Linked DNA regions of Homo sapiens: region 1 is linked to region 2. A link is a contact called in ENCODE Hi-C or POLR2A ChIA-PET data. All regions are on one chromosome and are shown on one strand. The core of a region is the stretch at or near the end of the contact, and the rest is flanking DNA. Distances in the headings are between cores, read along the strand shown.

Region 1 (6,061 bases), core at 3,166-5,665, 750 kb after region 2:
TTGTATTATCTTCAATCCTTTTTCTTAGCCTTTGAAATAATATTTTCTTAAATACTCCCTAAAAGTGGAGAGGAAATAGAAGTAACTCCTTGAGAGGCACTGTGCTCTGAGCTTTACATAGTCATGTCAACTTAATTATCTCTCCAAATCTATTATTTAAAAAAATCTTACAGAGGTAAAGAAACTGAGGCATGGAAAGATTATACAATACACACAAGAAAAAGGAGTCTGTCTGATTCTCAAGGCTATATTTTTTTCACCATGTTTATTTTTTAGCAGATGAGTAAATTAAGCAAAATAAAGGAATTCTATTTTAGCAAGATGATCATTCTGATTTTCAAAATGTTCGTTGCATGGCTAATAAGGTGCTGCATATCAGTTGTATAACTTTGAGAAACTGGCCTCAGTTTCCCTCTATGCTAATTGAGGAGGTTGTACAGGGGCTAGCTACGTGGATGTTTTGCCTTTATGGTTTAAGATGGTGCATTATTCTAAACTGTTAAAAATTATCTATCTCAGAAGCAACTATCTTCATGTCAAATAATAGAAACTTAATAATCGACTGAGAAAATCTACTGCCCAAAATCTCTGAGAGGTGGCATTGTAGGAAATTAAGTGGATATAGACATTTATAATATTTCAATTCCTGTTAATATCCAGGGCATACTTATTTGGCTTCTCTTAGCTTATGCTTATATAATATGCAAAAGCAAAATAATTATAAGGAAAAATACAGTCAATTGCTAATGTACTGGTGTATTTTTTTAATTTTAAGTTTGGTATTATATAACTGGGTCATTTAAAATAAAGATCAATTTTCCTTAGAAGAGAATTTATTAATGATAATTTTTAAAGATTTAGAAAATAATTTTCTACCTAGGTCAGAGTTAGTCACATTTAATTCAGCAGTATTTAGTGAACACTTTTTAAGTAACTGAGTACATATCACATTGCTTGACATAGTTGCAAAAGCCATAGTTACTGTTATTTATTTAATATTTTTAGTTACTGTTGACTTGGAGTTTTAACTGAAATAAATTTATTTTTTAACTTGATAAATGTTAATTGCTTGTCATAGTTAAAAACTGAAGGTAGAAGTAAAATGCATCATAAATATTTGTGTAATGTTTGCTCTTTACTATCTTTACTACCACATTTGCATTATAGAATCCTGAAAGCAAGTTACCCCCAACGTGGACTTTAAAAATTAGCACTCAATCAAATCACCACAATGCCTCTACAGTTTCTTATCTGCTATTTGCTCTACAAATAGGCATTTTTTAGACGCTAGAATACCTGATGATTACTAAGAACAAACAGATATAACTTAAACATGTAATAGTAACTTTATTTTATCTTATTTATTTAAGATTCTGGTGAACCACCAAATGAATTCAGAAAGGCATCCACTAAGAATTGGCCTTGAGAAAAATTACAAAGCTAGCAGTTTGCCTTTGAGAATCCCTACCCAGGACCAACCACATTCTGAACTTCCAGCCTTTTTTTTTCTTTTCTACATCATATATTCCTCACTTTATTGATCTCTTAGTGATCGTTTTTGCTTTTTATAACCTTCAGAAAAGGATCTGCAAGTCATTCACATTAAGCTGATCACAGCTTAAAAGTGTACGTCTCCTCGGCCTTACTGTGTTCAAGAGGGATGAAAGCCAGGAGAATCAAGTCTAGAGTAGTAGATTTGGGTTTAAACCCTACTGTGCCTCCCCACCAACCTGCCCTGACCACCACCATCCCAAGCCACTTAACAGCTATGTGATATTGAGCAAGTTATGTAACTTCTCTAAGCTTGTTTCCTCACTGGCAAAGTGAGAATAAGAATATTTCCTTCCTCATAGGTTTGTGATGAGACTTTAATGAGATAAGGTAACAGGCTTACATAGTGCCTGGTGCAAAGTGTGAACTTCATAAACAATAGTTGATATTATTATTACATAAACAGTTTCCACCAAAGAAGAAGGCTGGCCCTACCCATAAGTAACATTCAAAACATTCTGTAAACTACAGGTGGAACCTGGTTACGTTGTGCTGTTAAGCAAGTGTTTGTTTATAGTCAGGTTTGTTTTTGTCAAGATATGACTTTATTTCTTAAAAAAAGTGATATGATTAATAGAAATGACTCAAAAGGTTTGCAAGAGTACTAATCAGAAGGAAGACACTTTGAATCTATTTTACTCAAACAGCAAAGTATGAAAATGAGTTTTAGGAACAGAAAGTCTTTCTTCCCCCACCCACAACTGTCACAACTCCACCCAACAATGGTCTTAAGGTTTAAGTCCAAAACAATGCCTAGCTTTCTATTTTTCTCTCCTACAAGGGCTGAATAATTTACCTTCCCAATTATTTCTATAGGATGTATAATTATAAAGATTATTTTGACAGACATGTCTGACCTAAAGCTTTGTTTCTACTCTACTTGAGTTGCAGCAGGTGAACCATGAGAACCTACAAATCAGGCAAGACTTGAGTTTTACAAGTTCTTTGTACAGGGATGGAACAAAGGTTATGATCAGCAAGAAATGCATTGTTTCTTGAACGTGAAGGTGTTCTGAATCTTTCCATGGGGATGCGTTTCAGGATTATCAACAGAGAAAATAATCTCCAACTGTTGTTGTTTGGGGGATTTTCTCTTCTGGGATAACTCTTCTGAAAGCACCTGCTGGGTGACTTGGTAGAAAAGGTCATGAGAAAGTAAACAATTTGACAGCCATTTCCTGAGCCATCTGATCTTATCCTTGAAGATGGATCACATTCTCCAGCAGAACCTGTTATAAATAGCAGTCAGTAGTGGCTGGGTGCTACTAACAAGGCTTAGCACAGGATTGACAGTTTTGATCCCCACTGTGGACTCTTCCCAGGAGCCAGTTCCTACCTTAGGCATTAATGGATCACATATTGTCGCACACGCTCCACCACCCCCATCTCTAGCCGATCTTTTGCTTCTCTCAACCAGCAAAGATTCTCTTGAGCTTGTTTTTCTATTGATTGTATTGCAGAAAACAATAAATAGGCTTTCTATTGTATTTACTATAATTTTTAAAAATTACATATTATCCCATTTGATAGTGTGCATTCTTCACTATTTGAGACTCACTGGCTCAGAGATTTTAGACTGACTTCAGAGATACGATTCTTTCATTCCATAGAAGACCCAAGGACCAAGTTTGTTTAAGAAGACTGTTTCCGTCTCAGGTTCAGCATCAAAGGATCTGAACCTTCAGGATGGAAGGCAAACCCATATGCAGCTTTCTCTGATCAAAATAATGTTTCCTGCAATCACCAGCCATCACGAAGGCATGACAAAGCCTAAAAGAATCAACATGAACCGGAAGTTTCTATCTGAATCATCCACTTGGCATTATGTTTCAGAAAATGCTAAAGGATTGTTTTTAAAGTGATATTTGATAGTGATATGATAGGCATGATTTTGTTTCTTCCTTCAATAATATGCTCCAAGAAAATATCTAATGTTTATGTAATAGAAGTATTTAAATTTTGTATAAGCATGAGCAAGCATGGCTAAATATTACTCAACAAGAATTTTTAAACACATACCATGTGCCATGCACCATTCAGAAGGGTGGAAGGTCTTACCTTCATGTAGACACAGTCTTGTAGAAAAACTTAACTGAGGAAAATTGTAATAAACCAAGAAGAATCCTTGTTGACAATATTTTAGATGCAAAATCAAAGCTGTGGGGTTATAAGAATCTGAGATTTTATTGGAAATAGATAAAAGTTTTTCTGAATTAGCTTCATTTGGATTAAAATCCTATTAGAGATTTAGTGGCTGGCAAAGTATTTCTGGGCCTTAATTTCATCATTGTTAAAATAAGAGGTTAGATGAAGTATCAGCTTCCTTCCAGTTCTACTATTCTAGGTCTATTATTATATATTTTCAAAATTTATAAAACAAAGTACATTATTTGACAATAAATTTTGTTGTTTCTCTAAAAAGTGCACATATATATACATATATATGTGTATATATGTATATATATTGTATATGTGTGTATATATATGTGTATATATATATATATATGTGCACTTTTTAGAGAAATAACACAATTTATTGTCTCCATATACAATATAAGAAGCACCTTGTATACGATAGTATCTTTTAGTTGGTGGTATCCTAATTGTCGTGATGACATGTTGTCTTTATTCCTCTTATAAGGATGTTGAGGAAGGTCAGTACAGTTGTCAACAATAAACACATGTTGAATATCCACCATGTATATAGCATTGAAATCAATACAGGTTTAGAAGATGGTATTAAGGAGAGCAAATGGTGTCCCTGTGTCTGAGACCCAGCAATTCTGTTGCTCTTGCATAGAAGAGCAAGGTTGGACCTGAGTTGGGCTCTGCCTGACCAGTGAAGGAAGACGAGGGAGACTCCACCCTCTGACCTTATCCGCTGCCTTCAACCTCTGAGAACGGTTATTCCCAGTCCTATTGTTTGGTACTTCCTGATCCTGCTTGCTCCCTCTGACTCACCAAACATGAAATCATAGCTAAGAAAGCTTCAAAGAGACCCTGGATAGCCCTAGACACACACTGTTTAAATGATAAAATGGTGTCAACCATTAACACTATAAACAAAATCATGTGTTTATCATGACAGCTGCACTGTGTAAAGACCTGCCCCTCAAATAAAGCCTGAGTCCTTTAAGCTGCTTCCCAAGGTCTTCTCAATCTAGACCCACACATTTCTTCAATGTGTACAAACTTAATGCTCTAATAATTAATTCCTCATAGTTATCATTCTGTGGCATGCTTATTCTTAACTGTTTTCTTTACACCTACAGTTGCATATGCCCATATGCCTTTATTTTTCTACTCCACCTGACAAAGCCTTCTTCTGTGAAGCCTAGCTAAAGTGTCAACTTATCTGTAAAGCCTCTCCCGATAACTTTGGATAAGTTAGTCATGTCCTCTCTCTTACTAGGTGTTCGTATTTCCACCATAGTTATTGTGATTCTCTGCTGACATGTTTCTCTTTATCACCAGATTTCAAGCTCTTTAAGGGAAAAGGCTGTGTTTTATTTATCTCTGGATCCCTAGAATTTTATGGTTCCTGAGGGTCAAAGTTTGTTTAATAAATGAATGTATTCTGACTTCTTCCTCAAAGCAGAGAAGCCTTTAGTATGGGCATGTATTAGTCTGTTCTCATGCTGCTAATAAAGACATACCCGAGACTCAGTAATTTATAAAAGAAAGAGGTTTAATTGACTCACAGTTTAGCATGGGGAGGCCTCAAGAAACTTACAATCATGGCAGAAGAGGAAGCAAACATGTCCTTCTTAACATGGTGGCAGCAAGGAGAAGTGCAGAGCAAAAGTAGGGGGGTTGAGGGGGTGGGGGAGTGGGGAAGCCCCTTATAAAACCTGCAGATCCTGTAAGAACTCACTCACTATCACAAGAACAGCATGGAGGTAACCAACCCCATGATTCAGTTATCTCCCACCAGGTCCCTCCACAATTATGGGGACTACAGTTCAAGAGAGATTTGGGGTGAGGACATAGCCAAATCGTATCAAGGCACATGTAATTGAGTGGAAGGTGAAGAAAATAACAGGGGTTAGGGAGGGCAGTGAGCCTGAGCAGTCACCTTGAGCCAAACTGGAGTGGTGTAGAGGGCCCCTAAAACTGCAGCCAGACAGAGAGAGAGGCCAGGAAGCAAATCCCAACTCACTGTTCTTTCCATTTGTTCATAAAAATTGAATAATATGGAAGGAGTCCAAGTTGATATCTTTACATAATGTGTTTTGTTTCTCCAATAAACATTGGAGGAAGATTGGGCATGATAGAATAATCAAATAAGCTGAGGAGTTGCCCAGGCCCACTTCTGAGGAGATAAGTTTTTAATCCTTTAATAGACCACAAATGAAATTAAAAATTAAAAAATAAATCCAAACAAAAATTGAAGTCTTCTTCATCTACCTAGCTGGTTCCAAAGTTAGAAAAGATGTACAGGAGAACAGCTAGAATAATTCATTCATCTTTTCAGGCTTTTACTGAACTTCATAGGAAAAAGTGAGGAGGA
Region 2 (6,003 bases), core at 53-2,552:
TGTCTCTTACCTATCTAGATGTAGTGCTTTTTTACTCCTGGGGTTTGGAGGTATGGGATGTTCTGTGTGCTCCTATGATGCTCCACACTGACTTGATGCCCACTGGAGTTGTGTGGAGATGCTGAGCACATCCCCGGAATGGGCTGGGAGATGATATGAAGGCTTCGCATAAGTGACCCTGACATCTGAAGCAGGCTCTTCTGCATAATCAGTGATGCTTATAGGCAGAAACTAGATACCTGTAACTAGATATCTGTGGGCCATTGGATGTCAGGAAAGGTTATTAGCATATTCTGAAGCACCTGTTCTGGCCATTTCTTACTGGCTTGAAAGTCATTGCCCTGTCCAACAAGGCTACGTTGTATACCTTGCAATTTGTTTCAGTTTAGAGCACAGGCATTTGTTTATGTAGTTAGAATTTTAAACACTGATGGAATAGTTTCTAATTTGTGCCTGAGAGTTTACACATAATCTGCGAGCATACAAAAATTTGCAATTCTATGTGGATGATGGTTTAAACATCAGCAGGGAAAAGTAATATGCTTTTATTGTATATTTTAGAATGCTGATTGAATTGGCTTCTCACTGTATTTGTCAAGGCTGGAACAGACGATGGCACTGCAGAATCTTATGTGCACAGAAGAAATCTACAGACATTCAATGAGGGGAGGATTTCGTTCCATCAGATGGGCTTCCTGACATAATTGCAAAGGTAGCATGGAATAGAGAAAAGAACATTGGAGTGGTTCCAGAATTCTAGGTGGTTTCAGATTTTTTACTAATTACTCAGGTGGCTTTGGGCAAGCCACTTAGCTTCATAGACTTCTGTTTCCTCATCTGTAAAATGAAGTGAGGAGACTTCTTGTTAAGTTTGGCAGATTAAACACTTGGGTTTATCTACATGTTCTCTCCAAACACCACTAAACTTTGCAGTAAGGAAATAAAAAGACATTAAAAACAATGATAAAGAGAGCAGGACAATAACAATAACAGCAATAACATTTTTAAAGCAAGAGAGAGGTGAACCAGTGGTAACTCAGCCCTGAGGAAACAGAGCCTCCATGGGAGTGGGGGAGGCCCAGAAGCAAAAGTGGTCTTACTAGAGTCCCAGAAAGACTCAGTAATGGAAACCTAGGAACTTCCAAAAGTGGGGACAAATTAGGGTCAGAAACAGGGAAATAGGCTGAAGATACGGATAAAAAAGCAAATTCATCAGAGAACTCCTCCCCAACCCTGCCCCTTATCTCTGAAGCTTTAGCTGGGAAAGCCGGGCTGACTCACTTCTGGTGAATGTGGTCTGCTCTCCTCCTGTAGGCAAAGCCCAGGCTCTTACATTGTGGCTGGGCAGGGTTCCAAGAGGGCTAGTCGAGGCATGCAAAGACTTTTGAGGCCTAGGCTTGGAACTGACACAGTGTCTCTTCTATGCATTCAGTTGGGCAAAGCAAGTCACAAGTGTAGCTCAGATTCAAGAGCTGGGGAGGGATAGGGTCTACCTCTTGATGGACAGGGCTGCAAAGTCACATTGCAAAGGAACGTGGCTACAGGGAAAGAAAGAGTTGTGGCCAGTTTTGGAAACAAGCTTAAGGCACAATAAGGATGAGATTCCTGAAAAATTCAGTTTTCAAACTTGCACACAAAAAGTAAGGCCATGTGCAAAAAAAGATTGAGGTAGAAAATTCACAACTTATGCAAAGCACTAGTAAAGACAATAATTGATACTCAGGAAATTAACTTGTACTATTGAGGCAGGCTGCGTGTGGCTGGGGCCTGTTACAATTGTTGTGAAGTCAGAGGAATAATTGAGAGAGAATGTTAGTAACACATACACAAGAGCAGAGCTGGTAGGAACTCCGACAATGCAGTAGAAGTGGCCTTCTCAGTCAGTGTGGCTGCCCTGAAGGTGCCACAGAGACAATACCACCTGCCAGGAGTCAAGAGTCCCACAGGTGTGGGGTGTAGCCGCTTCGAGGGTGAAGCCCAGGTTTAAGTACTTGTTTTTAATTTTCAAACCACAGGCAAACGGTTTCTATTGCCAGAGCAGCAACCATTAAAAACTTTTTCCTTTCCTACCGAAGGTTATACTTCTGCTCCACATCCTGTTTTCTTGAGCAGAGGAAGTATTGCATATAAATTAATTCTGCATTATACTGACATAATTTTTCTATTTACCAACTGCGTAGGAGCTAATTTGTATTATAAAACCACATCTGTTGTAAAATAGACTCCACAGAGGAATTATGTAAAAGTCTACATAGTGCATAGAGAGGTCCTCAGCCTCCTTTCCCAACCTGCCTTCAAGAACATGCTGGCAGCCAGGCTTTTATCCCTTAGGCAAGAGGGTGGATGAGCCTAATTGGAAAGGCATACAGATATCAACTTTAGGGATCCCTCAATCAAAAGCCCAGCCAAATCATCCTACAGAGCAGCCTGTCTCCTTAAGGCACAGAGCTTCCAGTCAGCTTTTTATTGCCTTGCTTTTAAAGGTTAAGGGACAGCCAGGGACATCAGCTATTTGACAAAAGCTTCTAATTTGAAAGACACAATCAACAGAAACAATGGGAACAAAAGGAACAGAAAGGAGGTAGGGACAATGTAAGGAATAGAAACAAAGAAAAAGCTAACAAAGGCAAAACTATAAATAATATCCTCTGAGTATAAAAGATGATATTGCATACATAAAATAAGAAGAGAATGTTATAAAAAAGAAATATTCAGAGAACAAAAAGAGCTCTTAGAGCTTAAAAAGAATATTGCACAAATGAAAATTTTAATAGAATTGTTGGAAGATAAAGTTGAGGAAATATCCCAGAAAGTATACCAAAATGACAGACACACACAAAAAGGATTTTTTTAAAAAAAAATTCGAGGATGAATCCAACAGGTACAATATCCAACTACTAGAAGTTACAGAAAGGAAAAAAAAAAGCAGAGGGAAGGATATTACAAAATAAATGAATTAAGAAAATTGCCCAGAACTGAGAGGCAAACCTATAGCTCGAACTGGTTAACTCACAAATAGGTGAAAGGACACACATCACACCTTACATCATTGCGAGAGTTTAGAACGCTGGCAGAGAGAGAAGGTCCTAAAAGCTTTAACTGGAAAAAAACTCCCAATAATCACAACCATAAAAATGAGAACCCAAGTATCATTAGTCTTGTCAATAGCAAAATGGGAAATTCAGAGGGAAAATGATATCCAGACTAGAGTTTTATACCCAGCCAATCTCACAATTAATATGAGGGAATAATAAATGCCTTTTCAGACACATGAAGACTCAACGATTTATCTCCCATCAACCTCTTCTTAGTTAATATCAGCCCATGTGCTCCAAGAAAACCAGAGGAAATATCAAGAAAGAAGAAAACATGAGACCCTGAAAATAAAAACCTCAACCCAGAAGGTATGCCAAAGAAATCTCCAGGGCGACGGGGAGGGAGATGCAGATGCCATAGCTGTGAAACTAGCTTGGAGAGCAGCAAATCCCAGAAGTGGGGCACAGAGGCTCCAGAAAAATGTTTCAAAGGGAAGGATGAAGGCTTATAGAATACCTGATTGCTTGAATGCGTTGAAAAAAATATTTATTCCTAGAAGTCTGGGAATGAATATTCATTAATATTGGATGAAGAAAATAGACTTTTATTGGCCGGGTGCAGTGGTTCATGCCTGTAATCCCAGCACTTTTGGAGGCCGAGGCGGGCGGATCACGAGGTCAGGAGATCAAGACCATCCTGGCTAACACAGTGAAACCCCGTCTCTACTAAGAATACAAAAAAAAAAAAAAAAAAAAAAATTAGCCAGGCGTGGTGGCGGGAGCCTGTAGTCTCAGCTACTTGGGAAGCTGAAGCAGGAGAATGGCGTGAACCCGGGAGGCGGAGCTTGCAGTGAGCAGAGATCGTGCCACTGCACTCCAGCCTGGGTGGCAGAGCCAGACTCCGTCTCAAAAAAAACAAAAACAAAAACAAAAATTAGACTCTCATTAAAGCAGAAAAAATATTTTGGTAATCTTACCATCCAGAGATAATCACTATTCTTGTTTTTACGTACATAGTTGAGACCTTTATGTATGTTAAATTTTGTATCTTTCTCACACATCCATATCACGAACATTTCCTCTAAATTATATAAAACATAAGCAAGAAATAAATTGATAAAGAGGAGCTTATGGTACATATCTTTTATAGGTCCTTTCCTTCTATAAGGTAAAATAATTTAATGAATTGGACTAGATACAATATTCTGAAATTGGGTGGAGGGTAGTGCCAATTTTAAATTATCCTGTCTACCTATCAAGTCATGTTTGCTTTTATTGGGTGGGTGCTCAGAATATGTGATCCTTGAAGAAATAAGCATCCATGTCTATGGAGACATGACATCACCTTTGGGAAAATGACTTTGTGACAATTTATCTTACTGTATTTGACAATAACAGTGACATGTTATATATGCAGAGTGCTGCTTATGAACTTTTAAGAGCTTTCTCTTGCTGTATCTCACTCAATTCTGACAATAACTCCATGAAGTAGGTAAATAGACAATTTTTTGTATCCCCAAAACATTAATATTTAATATAATGTAAATGTTACTAACAGTGTCTATCTTAAATAACACCTTGCATTTCTTCAGGATAGTGCTTTCTCAGGTAATATTGCATGAGATTCTTTGTTTAGGAGAATTGGGCTATAGGAAATTCATAGAAATGCTGGAATGCTAATGGAAATTTCATGCCTTGCCTATTTCTCTCCATCCACCCATCCATCCATCCATCCATCCATCCATCCTCCATCCATTGACTTGTAGTCTGACGGCTATAAAAGAGGTCACATGGATTATCAGATAATTCTTCTTTTTGGCCAATTGTGGAATCATGTCTTAGTGATAACACAGGTTTCTCTTCTCTTGCTCTGATGGTAGTTCCCTCAACATTTTCCCTTGGAATAAAATAAGGTCTGGATAGTAGTATTTGCAGGACCCCAGCAAGGGTAGAGGTGGGAAGTGGGAAAGGATGCTCCATTAAAACAGTGAGGAGGAAGAGCCATCCGATTTTATGCAGCTGCAAACTGAATGATGAACTGGACTGGGATCTGCAGGACTTGATGGGCCAGTCAGAATAAAATGTCCTAGTCTTTTTAAACAACAGTTTCTTTGCCTAAAACACAGAAATAGAATTCACACCTATTTCAAAGGCATGTTGTGAAGATCAAAATAAGTTTTTGCATCATTTTAAGATGTTTTGGAACCCTTGTGTTAAAGGAATTGGAAGCTTTCTACCTCTGGTGCATGAAAAATAACCAAAGTTCAGCCCATGCAGCCATGAAGAAGCTTGAGAAAGACCACCGCTAAGAATGGAAAGGGGGCCTATAACTCTGGTACACTATACTCCTGCAGCCCAAGAGCCAGCTTCTCCAAAAACTACAGGACGGAAGTGCAAAATCCCTCTCTATGCTCTTCTCAAAGCTCTTAGAGAAGTCCTTTTGGCTCTGTTATCCGCATGGGTTCTCTGTGTGTGTGTGTGTGTGTAGGAATAACAGCATGTTTGGCTGGTGGAACACCTCTGTCTTCTGAACCCTGGTTCTTCTTGATTTTCCTTTAATTAGAGTTGATTTAATTATTAAAGTTTCCTATTTTTTTTTAAGAAGGCAAGGAGTTCTATTGATTTATAATTTCCCTAGAGCTTATTGTTGTCTTGCTATGACCCAAAGAAAAGCGTGTGTGGAAAGAGAGGTCCTATCAGAGAGTTCTGAGGCCACTGATTGACCCTCCTCTTTCTACCCTAACTAAATATGAAAATAAAAGCAGGCAGCAAACATCTGTTATCTTTATCAGAAACCTGGACTTTCAGTTTCATACCACACACGTGAAATGGAGAAAACAAATTAACTGAAGGCACTGTAGACTCTGAGTCACATAGATGTATTTTTAATTTTAAACAATTGCTTGTCACAAAACTCAAAGTATTTTTTTTTCTTTTCAGTGTAGGAACGTGGGAAATGAGTGCGTAG

What was found. Hi-C counts contacts between places; a loop is a spot of excess contacts on that map. ChIA-PET counts read pairs that join two places held with the same protein, here RNA polymerase II (POLR2A). Pooled maps may share reads with other maps.
Region 1: a map of endothelial cell of umbilical vein shows a loop between it and region 2 (7-fold over the local background). The contact joins two enhancer-like sites. A Hi-C loop is called at or near these places in 2 of 168 maps with a recorded cell type or tissue (PC-9 and endothelial cell of umbilical vein) and 2 of 50 pooled maps. POLR2A ChIA-PET finds 5 or more read pairs at or near these places in 1 of 52 experiments (PC-9).

The regions. Positions count from the first base shown.
Region 1 is chr5:58,237,133-58,243,193 of GRCh38, forward strand. No RefSeq gene overlaps it. Among named protein-coding and RNA genes, the nearest start is that of LINC02101, 120 kb to the left of the region's middle. Within about 2 kb of position 4,416, at least 6 of the 41 ENCODE cell types and tissues checked have a DNase peak (open chromatin) inside an H3K27ac peak, as active enhancers do; they include PC-9 and endothelial cell of umbilical vein, where a contact is called at or near this core.
Region 2 is chr5:57,493,514-57,499,516 of GRCh38, forward strand. RMEL3 (enriched in melanoma 3) reads left to right here. Exons shown (of 4, transcript NR_186596.1): 2 at 562-712; 3 at 3,267-3,404. Among named protein-coding and RNA genes, the nearest start is that of ACTBL2, 14 kb to the left of the region's middle. RefSeq lists enhancers at 781-1,980, 1,379-1,438. Within about 2 kb of position 1,303, at least 11 of the 41 ENCODE cell types and tissues checked have a DNase peak (open chromatin) inside an H3K27ac peak, as active enhancers do; they include PC-9 and endothelial cell of umbilical vein, where a contact is called at or near this core.